2 separate regions of the Homo sapiens genome follow, and region 1 is linked to region 2. Evidence: read pairs that join two places in POLR2A ChIA-PET (ENCODE). Cell type or tissue: Panc1. All regions are shown on one strand. Each heading gives the region's core, and the rest is flanking DNA. Links, peaks and the distances in the headings are about the cores only.

Region 1 (5,968 bases), core at 853-4,852, 110 kb after region 2:
CATACTAGAAACTTGAAAAATAAATGGAAATAAATTTTTATACATATAAATTTATATGAATAAAAATATAAATCTGTAATTGAGAACTCAATGGATAGGTTTAAGACCAGATTAAACACAGGTGAAAACAGAATCAATGAACTGAAAAATACATAAAAGAAAAAAATCAGAATCAAGCAGGAAGCAACAAAATGCGGGTGAATCACCTGAGGTCAGGAGTTCGAGATGAGCCTGGCCAACAAGGTGAAACCCCGTCTCTACTAAAAATACAAAAATTTGCCAGGCGTGGTAGCAGGCATCTGTAATCCCAGCTATTTGGGAGGCTGAGGCATGAGAATTGCTTGAACCCAGGAGGCGGAGGTTGCAGTAAGCCAAGACCGCGCCATTGCACTCCAGCCTGGGTGACAAGAGCAAAACTCCATCTCAAGAAACGTGAAAAATAACTCGATATTTTTTTTTCAGTTAGAGACATGGAGAACATGATGAGAAGACCTCACATACATGTAATTGGAGTCCTGAAAGAAAAGAACAGATACTACTATTGAAAGAAGTAAGTTCTGCGAATTTTACAGAACTGATGAAATACATCATAACATATTCAAGATAAATAAAAGCTAAATAGAATAAATAAAAAGAAAAGGACATAATTAAATCAGAGCAGCTAGAAAAAAAAAAAAGAAAAATCTTTGAATGAGACCAAAAAAATGATTACTATCGACAAAGAAGTAAAATGTAAACCAGGGGCTAACGGCTAACTTCTCAGCAGCACACTGCTTGAATGATTTCTTCAATGTAGTGAAGTAAAATGATTGACAACCTAAAATGTTCTACCAAGTGAATGTATGCTTTAAACATGGAAGCAAAACAAAGACATTTTTCAAACAAAGAACTGATAGTTCACCGCCAGAAGACTTACAAAATAAGACAATTACCAAGGGTGATCTCGGGCAGAAGAATACTCATTACAAATGAAAAATTAGAGATGCAGAAAAAGGTAGAGGGAAAAAGGATAAATATACAGGAATGCTTAAATAAGTATTGACTTTTAAAAATAATAATAATACTGACTTTAGGTTTTACACATACATACCTATACACACACGTTAGCATTTAATTTGGGAGGGGGTAAATATGTATTCTGAGGTGGACTGATTTTAGGAAGAGAATAAAAGTGTCAATTATTAAAATATTTTCATAAGTGAAGAATACAAGTTATAATTTCTAGGATAAACTTTAAAAAATTAGACAAAGACTAAGTAACTTTCAGTGTACCCAATAAATATAAACAGAATGATTAAATAGAATAGTCAATCTAGAAAAATAAATTAGAGAAAAGATGATATACAGCAGGTGAAAGGAAATTAAAAATACTAATAAGACAGGTTTCAGATATCAGTAATGACACTATATATAAATATCTTTTTTTTAGTAATTAGGTCAGATTTTTAAATTATATTTATATTTTTCTCTTTATTATTAACTTTTAGGTTCAGGGGTACATATGCAGGTTTGTAATATAGATAAATTGTGTGTCACGAGGGTCTGATGTACAGATTATTTTATCACGCAGGTAATAAGCATACCCAATAGACAGATTTTTTACCTACTCCCTCCTTCCACCCTCCACCCTCAAGTAGGCCCTAGTGTCTGTTGTTCCTTTCTTTGTGTCCATAGGTACTCAAGGTTTAGCTTCCATTCATAAGTGAGAATATGCAGTGCTTGGTTTTCTGTCTGTGCACTAGTTCGCTTAGGATAATGGCCTCCAGTTGCAAAGGATATGATCTTGTTCTTTCTTATGGCTGTGTAGTATTTCATGGAGTATATATACCACATTTTCTTTATCCAGTCTATCACTGATAGACATTTGGGTTGATTCCATGTCTTTGCCATTGTGAACAGTGCTGCAATGAACATAGACGTGTATACGTCTTTATGGTAGAATAATTTATATTCCTTTAGGTATATTCACAGTAATGAAATTGCTGGGTCAAGTGGTAGTTCTAAGTTCTTTGAGAAATCACCACACTACTTTTCACAATGGCTAAACTAATTTACATTCCTACCAGCAGTATATAAGCATTCTCTTATCTCCACAACCTCACCAGCATCTGTTTTTTTTGGTTTTTTTTTTTTTTTTTTTTTACTTTTTAGTAAAAGCTATTCTAACTGGTGTGAGATGGTATCTCATTGTGGTTTTGATTTGCATTTCTCTAATAATTAGCGATGTTGACCATATTTTAATATGCTTGTTGGCCATATATATATATATATATATATTCTATTGAATTATATATATATATTCTTCTGTATATATATATATTATTTTGAATATATATATATTCTTTTGAAAAGTGTCTGTTCATGGTCCTTTGCCCACTTTTTAATGGGGTTGTTTGGTTTTTGCTTGTTAATTTATTTAAGCTTTAAAGGGATTCTGGATATTTGACCTTTGTTAGGTGCATAGTTTACAAATATTTTCTCCCATTTTATGGGTTGTCAGTTTACTCTGTTGAGAGTTTCTTTTGCTGTGCAGAAGCCCTTTCATTTAATTAGGTCTCATTTGTCAATTTTTGTATTTGTTGCTCTTGCTTTTGATGTCTTCCTCATAAAATATTTTCCAGGTCCTTTGGTCAGAATGGTATTTCCTAGGGTATCTTCCAGGGTTTTTATAGCTTTAGGTTTTACATCTATATCTTTAACCCATCTTGATTTAATTTTTGTATACGGTGTAAGGAAGGGGTCAGGCAAAAATCTTCTGCATATGGCTAGGCACTTATCCCAGCACCATTTATTAAATAAGGAGTTGTTTCCTCATTGTTTGTTTTTGTCAACTTTGTCAAAGATCAGATGGTTGTAGGCATGCAGCTTTATCTCTGGACTCCGTATTCTGTTCTATTGGTCTATGTGTCTGTTTTTGTAGCAGTAGCATGCTGCTGCGGTTTCTGTAGGCTTGTAGTTTAGTTTGAAGTTGGGTAACATGATGGCTCTAGCTTTGTTCTTTTTGCTTAGGATTGCCTTGGCTATTCAAGCTCTTTTATGGTTCCATATGAATTTTAAAATACTTTTTTCTAATTAGTTGCCATACTAGAACCTTGAAAAATAATGGAAATAAATTTTTATACATATAATTTATATATATAAATTTGAAGAATGAAGAATGATGAATACAATTGAAGAATGTCATTGATAGTTTAATAGCAATAGCATTGAATCTGTATTTTGCTTTGAGCGGGATGGCCATTTTTAAAATATTAATTCTTCCCATCCATGAGTATGGAATGTATTTCCATTTGTTTGTGTCATCTCTGATTTATTTCAGCAGATTTTTTTAATTCTCATTTCAGGGATATTTCACCTCCTTGGTTAGCTGTATTCCTAGGTATTTTATTCTTTTTGTGGTTATTATTAATGGGATTGCATTTTTGCTGTGGCCCTCAGCTTGGACATTGTTGATATACACAAATGCTACTGATTTTTGAACATTGTTTTTGCATCCTGAAATTTTGCTGAAGTTATTTGTCAGATTTAGTAGCTTTAGGGCCAAGACTATGGGGTTGTCTAGGTATAGAATCACATCATCTACAAACAGAGATAGTTTGACATCCTCTCTTCCTATCTGGATGCCTTTTATCTCTTTCTCTTGCCTGATTGCTCTGGCTAGGATTTCCAGTCCCATGTTGAATACAAGTGGTGAGAATGTGAATCCTTGTCTTGTTCCAGTTTTCAGGAGTAATGCTTCCAGCTTTTACCCATTCAGTATGATATTGGCTGTGGGTTTGTCATGGATGGCTCTTATTATTTTGAGGTATATTCCTTCAGTGCCTAGTCTGTTGAAGGTTTTTCACATGAAGGGATGTTGAATTTTAAACAAAGGCTTTTCTGCCTCTATTGAGATAATGTGGTTTTTGATTTTAGTTCTGTTTATGTGATTAATCATATTTCTTGATATACATATTTTGAACTAACCTTGCATGCCATGGATAAAACCTACTTGATCATGGTGGATTAAGTTTTTGATGTGCTGCTGGATTCAACTTGCTAGTATTTTGGTAAGAATTTTTGCATCGATGTTCATCAAGGATATTGGCCTGAATTTTTCTTTATTTATTGTGTATCGGCCAGGTTTTGCTATCAGGATGATGCTGGCCTTATGGAATTAGTGAGAAGTTGCTCCTTCTCAACCCTTTTGGAATAGTTTTAGTAGGAATTTTACCAGCACTCCTTTTACATCTGGTAGAATTTGGCTGCGCTTTTTCTGGTTGGTAGACTTTTTATTACTGATTCAATTTTGGAACTCATTAGTGGCTTTTCAGGGATTCAGTTTCTTCCTGGATCAATCTTGGGAGGTCATATGATTCCAGGAATGTACCATTTCTTCTAGGTTTTCTAGTTTGTGTGCAATAGAGGTGTTTGTAGTAGTCACTGAGAGATTTTTATATTTCTGTGGGGTCAGTGATAATGTAACCTGTGTCATTTCTGATAGTGTTTATTTGGATCTCCCCTCTTTTTTACTTTATTAGACCAGATAGCAGCCTATCAATCTTATTTATTCTTTCAAAGAACAAAATCCTGGATTGATTGATCTTTTGTATGATTTTTGTGTGTGTCTCAATTTCCTTCAGTCCAGCTCTGATTTTTGTTATTTCTTGTCTTCTGCTAACTTTGAGGTTGATTTGCACTTGTTTCTCTAGTTCCCCTAGGTGTGATGTTAGATTGCTAATTTGAGATCTTTCTAACTTTTTGATGTGGGCTTTTAGTGCCATAAATTTGCTCTTACCACTGCTTTAGCTGTGTCCCAGAGATTCTGGTATGTTGTATCGTTGTTCTCATTAGCTTCAAATAATTTATTGATTTCTGCTTTAATTTTATTGTTTATCTAAAAGTCATTCAGGAACAGGTTGCTTAATTTCACGTAATTATATGGTTTTGGGAATTTTTTAGTATCGATTTCTATTTTTATTGCACTGTTGTCCAAGAGTGTGTTTGGTACATTTTGGGGTTTTTTGATTTTGCTGAGGGTTGTTTTATGGCTGATTGTGTGATCATTTTTAGAGTGTATGCCACATGCAGATGGGAAGAATGTATATTCTGATGATTTAAGGTAGAGAATTATGTATATGTCTGTTAGGCCTATTTGGTCAAATGTCAAGTTCAGGTCCTGAATGTGTTTGTTAGTTTTCTGCTACGATGATTTGTCTAATACTGTCAGTGGGGTATTGAAGTCCCCCATTATTATTGTATGCCTATTTAAGTCTCTTCATAGGTGTCTAAGAACTTGCCTTATGAATCTAGGTGTTCCCTGTATTGGGTGCATATGTATTCAGAATAGTTAGGTCTTCTTGTTGAACTGAACACTTTACCATTATGTAATGCCCTGCTTTGTCTTTTTCCATCGTTGTTGATTTAAAGCCCGTTTTTTTTTTTTTTCTGAAATTAAAATAGTAAACCCTGCTTTGTTCTGTTTCCCAATTGCTTGGTAGATTTTTCTCCATCTCTTTACTTTGAGCCTATGCTCATCACTGCATGTGAAGTGAGTCACTTATAGACAGCATACAAGTGAGTCTTGCTTCTTTATCCAATTTGCCACTCTGTGCCTTTTAATTGCTCATTAACATTCAAGGTTAATATTGATTTGTGCAGATTTGATCCTGTCATCATGTTGTTAGCTGGTTATTATGCAGACTTGATTGTGTGGTTGCTTTATAATGTCAGTGGTCTCCATACTCAAGTGTGTCTTTGTGATGGCTGGTAACAGTCTTTCTTCTCCATATTTAGCACTCCCTTAAGGATCTCTTGTAAGGCTGGTCTGGTGGTAATGAATTCTCTTAGCATTTGCTTGTCTGAAAAGGATCTTATTTCTCCATCACTTACGAAGTTTAGTTTGGCTAGATATGAAATTCTTGGTTGGAATTTCTTTTCCTTAAGAATGCTGAATATAGGCCCCCAATCTTCCAATTTTAGGGTTTCA
Region 2 (5,968 bases), core at 1,184-5,183:
CTCTTCCATGTGCCTTTTATTGGGCTACAGCCACATTTTCATAGCTCTTGTGAAGGTATTTTCATATGTGGGTAGTTGTTCAAATTGATATTTCTATGGTGGGATGAGCCCTGGAGAGTTCTACTCCACCATCTTGCTCCCAGATTGTCCCTGAAGTCAGCTTTAATACTCCCTTCTCCCTCGCTGCCTATGTCCAGATGATCATCAGATCATTTCAGGCCCACATCTAAAACAAATCCCTATTTCTGTCCTTCCTTTATCTCCAAAGTCCCCATCCAGTTTTTTCACTTTGCTCATCTAAATGGCTTTCACAGACCACCAACTAAACGTGATTTTCAGGTTTCCCTGCAACCTCTGATCTATTGCTTCAGTGTCCTGATTGTGTCATTCTCTTGCCTAAAATTGTGCTTCCACCATTGCTTATGATAAACACTGTAGCATGGCTTTTAAAATCTTACATGGTCTTCCTACCTGTACCCCCAATTCATCTGTCAGCTCTCACCTCCCAAGTCTCTGCTCCCATCACTCTGCTCCAGCTGTGTGAATGAGTCATCCCTCCTTGCTCAAGCTACTCTACCTGCTCTCGCTACCTGAAAAGTCTATCTTTTTCTTTCCTTCTCCGCCTCTTCCACTTCCTCTCTTTTCCTTTTCCTTCCCCACCAGACAAAATCGTTATTCCTTCCTAGAATATCATATCCATGATGAGGCTTCTCCTAAAATCCCAAGCTGGAAGTATTTCTTCTTCTGGAAGTATTTCTGCTTTTGTATTCCCACAGTTCTTAGCTTTTATATTTTTAAATGACTCTTAAGAATTTCCTTGCACTTAAACTATATGTCAGATGCTTTCATTGGAGTGTAAATTCCTTGAGGCTAGGCACCATATCATAACATGTTTTAATTCTTTTAAAACTTCGTAAGTCGCTTGTTCACAGTGATAATAGATTCCTGAACATTTACTTAGATTCACACACTGTGCATAACATTTTACAAGCATATCTCATTTGTCCTTCACAAAGCTCAGGGTCTCTTATTTTACAGAAAAGGAAAATGAGGCTTTGAGATGTCTATTAACTAGCAAAATGTCCTAACATTAGCAGATGGCAGAACAAAGATTGAAAATCAGATTTTCCTAATCCAAAGACTATGCCCACTAAACTATATTCTGTGCTATGCTGAAAAAGAATTAGTTCATTTAAATATAAATATAACTTTGACCAAAGTGTCAAATAGGCACTAAACAAGTGTGAAAATAGGCACAAATCAGTATTCAGTCTTGAAAAAATACTTCTTTGAAATATTTTCCGTATGTTGGACAATTTTCTAACTGAAAGCAATATAGGATTAATAAAACGTTTCAACTTTAAGGTCAACATTTATGTCATAGCTAGTTAATTGGTAGCTTAAATGAAAAGCCATCCTATAGATGCAAATCTTGACAAGATCACACATTTAAGTTAATGGTAACTGACATGTCATATCCAAGTAATAAGGGAGTTCCCTCATCAAGTCTCCAGAGGTCATTAAAGAAAAGATCTTGTAACAGGTTAAAAAAAATAAAAGAGAGAGAATAGAACATTTTAAGTATATATTCTTATTAAAGATATTGACAACAAATGGATATGTATTATGTACCATGAGAAGAAAAGAATATTAGATCTTACTTGAGACAATTCAAATTAATTTCCTTGGGGAAATAATGAAATCTAAAGCTGCAAATCTCATTGAATAGATAAGAGAATGAGAAAATGGGAGATAACTTGTTTAGGGGCAAAAATCTAGTCACATTTTAAGCTCAGCCTAAAATGCAAGTTTTACGATTCCTAATTCAGATGTCATGCTGCTGTTCCTCTCTGATATTCTTATATGTTAAGTGTGCCAATGACAATATGTCTTCAGCAGTAGAAAAAGATGTGATGTAAGCTGTTTGCATTTTTTAAGTGATGAAGGTAGCTATCAAATCATTCACAGAAGTGGTCTATGCTCACTGTCTCTCGTTTCCTTCCTCCCACTATCTCCTTAACTCATTTCAATCAAATGTTCGCCTCCACCATGCCACCAAAGCCATGTTGCTCAATCCAGTAGTCATTTCTCACTTCTCAACTAACCTGGCCTCTCTGTACTTATGGGCACAGTCTCTCAGCATCACCATTATCAGGCACTCTGCCCCTGCCTCTTCCGGCAGGCTGGACATTGAAGATCAGGCTGGTATGCAAGAGAATGATGCAAGGATATAACACAGTGTGAATTGAGCATCAGCAGAATCTGCTAGAACTATTTTTGGATGGAATCATTTAGGCAAAAGGCAACAGAATTTTGCATTTAGTCAATCCAAGCTTTCTTCCAACACAAAATTGTTCCAAGACTAACATCTCTAACTTGGTCTCATCTTGGCATTAAATAACCTAAGTGCTAAACCCCTTTTCTTTTTGGCTTCCCTCAAGGAAACAATTCCATCATGAATACACCCAGCCTGACTTTCAGAATTTAAAAATGTTTCATATTAGTCTCCTAGATTTTCACTTACATCTTAGAAGATTCTTTAGAAATTCTCACAGCCCTAGTTTCCTCAGCTAGAAAACAGGGATAATGTTAGCATGTCTTTCATATAACTGTTGTGAAGATTATATACAGTGATTTATATAAAGCATTTAGCTTAATGCATTAATAATGCTAGATTTAATTGTACTCATTAGACTTTGCTGGGATGGTAGGTTAGTTATCTCTTTTAAGGTAGTACGTGTTCTTTAAAGCTCTAAACTCTTCAATTCCCCTGGGTTTTGCACCAGTTCTTTGCTCTACCTCATTGAATAAAAATTGTCTGTGTCCATTAGCTTAGCTCAGAGTGTGAGTCACCGGAGAATGAGTCAGGTGTTCCATTACCATGTGCCCTTTATATAATGCTAAGTTCCTTCACAGCTTTAGCTCAGATACCAGTCAATCTCACAAAAGTTTGTCTGTCTCAAGGGCTAAGAAATATTCTTTATTATATACTATAGTAATACTATGTGCTATTCTTAGAAATTAGAAGCATGAAAAAAGACAGACAAAAATCTACCTTTATGTCTTTATAGGAGCTTACATGCATATAGAGAAGAAAGACAATTAAAAACACAAATAAGGACAATATACAAATTTGACTCGTGTTCTGGCTCTATTTTAGACTTGTTAAATTTGAAGTGCCCACTAGACATCCAAATAGGCAGTTAGATATCTGAACTGATGAGCAGAAGTGGCTAAAGAGCTCAGAGGCAAAGTCTGGACAAGAGATATAAACTTGTAGGTCACAAATATATACATAACATTGAAAGCTACCACAGTAGTAGGAAAATTAGGAGGTAAGTATATACAGAAAAAAAGAGATAACCTGGGAAATCCAATACTTGGAGATCTGAAAGTAAGAGATAAACCAGCAAAAGGAACCAAGAGGGATTGGCCAGCAAGTTAGGAGGAAAAACATGTTGCCAGTCAAGGACAAGCTTTGCCTGGACTACACCCAGCCAATGATTGGGCATGGTCAAGGCTCCACTTGTGACCACCAATCATCCTGCCTGAATAGCCTACTCTTGCTTGAAGACTCTCCATTGGTCTAGCTGAGATTTTCTCTGAACTGTGCTATGGTCTGAGGTTTCTCCTTCCTTTCTCCTTTCACAAGTGCCAAACCTACCTCGTGGTCTGAAAGTTCTTTCTTCCTACTCCTGTTCACTCCCCCTTGGTCCTTCATAGGTGTTGGCCTGTCTTGGTGTCTGCTTTTCATGCTTTTCAGACCAGACCCAATAATTTGGTTTTGTTCGTTTTTTTTAGAGTCAGGGCCTCACTCTGTTGCCTGAGCTGGAGTACAGTGGCATGACCATGGCTCACTGTAGCCTCAAATTCCTGGCCTCAAGTGATCCTCCCACCTCAGCCTCCTGAGTAGCTAGGACTACAGGTGTGTGCCACCATGCTCAGTTATTTGTTTTTAATTTTTATACATACAGGGTCTCGCTACATTGCACAGGCTGGTCTAAAACTCCTGGCCTCAAGTGATCCTCCCACCTCAACCTCCCAAAGCTCTGGGATTACAGGCATGAGCCACCATGCCCAGCTCAGTCTAGGATAATTTGAAGGCTTGTGTTTTGCATTATGTTTTAGAGATTTCCCAGGGGATTCCGTTCCAGTCATCCACTGTGCTTTTGTAGTACAGTATTGCTGGGTCATGATCTTTTCAAAATATAAATCAGATATGACTTTCCAGCTTGAAATCCTCATAGTAGGAAAAAAATGCAAGAACTACCACATGTAACGTTATGGCTATATGTCTTTATTAATGATCTCTTCCCTTTTCTGTATCCTTCCCCCTTAACTACCCATTTCCTTTGTGCCTTCCAATAAACTTCTTGCATTTAAAACTTTGTCTCTGGGGAAATTTCTACTAAGATATTACAGAAAGAATAATGATCAAAATGTTTACAGTGTTTTTCAGCAGTAACTTAGGAGTGTTATTGTTTTCAGGGTTCCAGGTAAGTAGAAACGCCTGCATACTAGCTATTAGACAAGTAAGTGGAAATTTCTAATGGCCACCGATCCACATAGCCATAAAGTTGCCTGTGCTCACTCAAGTAGTTTCGGAGATTTCCATGTTTCCAATCCCAGGAGCCATTGGAACAACAGATGGCTAAAATATTTTGAGGTTTATTTACCTGCAGAGACTGTGCAGTTAATGAAAAAAAGGTTAGCAAGTGAACCTAATGCTGGAGTGCACATCTGGATGGAAGCTTTGGACAGCTGGGCATGGATCAATTCTGTTGTCAAAGAATTGAGGATTGTTGTAACTTTCCCACAAGGCATCTGTGGAAGTCCCCTGTTTCTAAAAGTTTTGGCCCTAGCCTTAGACCCTGTGCTCTTGTTTGTCAACACTTGCCCTTCACTAATACTCTCAATCCACTGTTAGGTTAAACTAGGATTCAAAAGCCTCCCTCTGTGGGCACCACTGATAACTCTCTAAGACCCTGAGTTTTAATCAGCTCTTCATAATCCAGCCATGCATTCTCTAGAGAGAGAAACTTTCTCATACCACCCAGCTTCATCTTGGGTCCCTTGTTAAACTATAAAATAATTTAAAACAAGGTAAAAAAAAACTAAATTAGGAAGCTAAATCTTCTTAAGAACTCAGCAATTCTACTTCTAAGAATTTATGTAAAGACAATAGAATCAAGGAAGGTCAATATTATTTGTACAGCAAGAAAGGGCAACATAAATGCTTAAAAATATGATATATGTTAACTGAATTATTATATAGCCAAATGATTAAAATTCTACACAGTCAAGCATGGTGGCGTGCATCTGCAGTCCCAGCTACCCTGGAGGCTGTGGCAAAAGGATCACCTGATTCCAGGAGTTTGAATCCAGTTTGGACAATGCAGTGAGAACTTGTCTCTCTCTGTTTTTTGTTTGTTTGTTTGCTTTGTTTTGTTGTTGTTGTTGTTGTTTTGAGACAAAGTCTCACTCTGTTGCCTAGGATGGAGTTCAGTGGCACAATCTCAGCTCACTGTAACCTCCGCCTCCCGGTTCAAGCGATTCTCCTGCCTCAGCCTCCTGAGTAGCTGGGACTAGAGGCATGCACCACCATGCCCAGCTATGGTATTTTTGTTTTTTGTTTTGTTTTGTTTTTTGTATTTTTAGTAGAGATAAGGTTTCACCATGTTGGCCAAACTCCTGACCTCAAGTGATCTGCTGGTCTCAAGCTCCTGACCTCAAGTGATCTCCCTGCCTCGGCCTCCCAAAGTGCTGAGATTACAGGTATGAGCCACCACACCCGGCCTGAGAACTTGTCTCTTAAAAAAACAAAAATGAGAAAAAAATACTACACCATTACTGAAAACATGAAATAATATTCATGATATACTACTGAGTTAAAAAAAAGACAAAATATAAATAGAATTCTAAGGAAAATATCTTTTAAAGTATATTATATAGAGGCCAGGAGTTTGAG

The links. Peaks named below come from ENCODE experiments on the same cell type or tissue, not always from the same donor. Only the 100,000 strongest peaks of a DNase experiment are listed, where the experiment ranks them.
Region 1: POLR2A ChIA-PET joins it to region 2 with 7 read pairs; 2 of 35 experiments call an interaction of 5 or more read pairs at or near these places.

Annotation. Positions count from the first base shown.
Region 1 is chr5:145,602,628-145,608,595 of GRCh38, forward strand. It overlaps a transcript of PRELID2 not described here. Among named protein-coding and RNA genes, the nearest start is that of PRELID2, 230 kb to the right of the region's middle. In Panc1, for the core only: no CTCF peak of the experiment used is centred there; no DNase peak of the experiment used is centred there.
Region 2 is chr5:145,493,081-145,499,048 of GRCh38, forward strand. It overlaps a transcript of PRELID2 not described here. Among named protein-coding and RNA genes, the nearest start is that of PRELID2, 340 kb to the right of the region's middle. In Panc1, for the core only: no CTCF peak of the experiment used is centred there; a DNase peak (open chromatin) is centred at 2,841.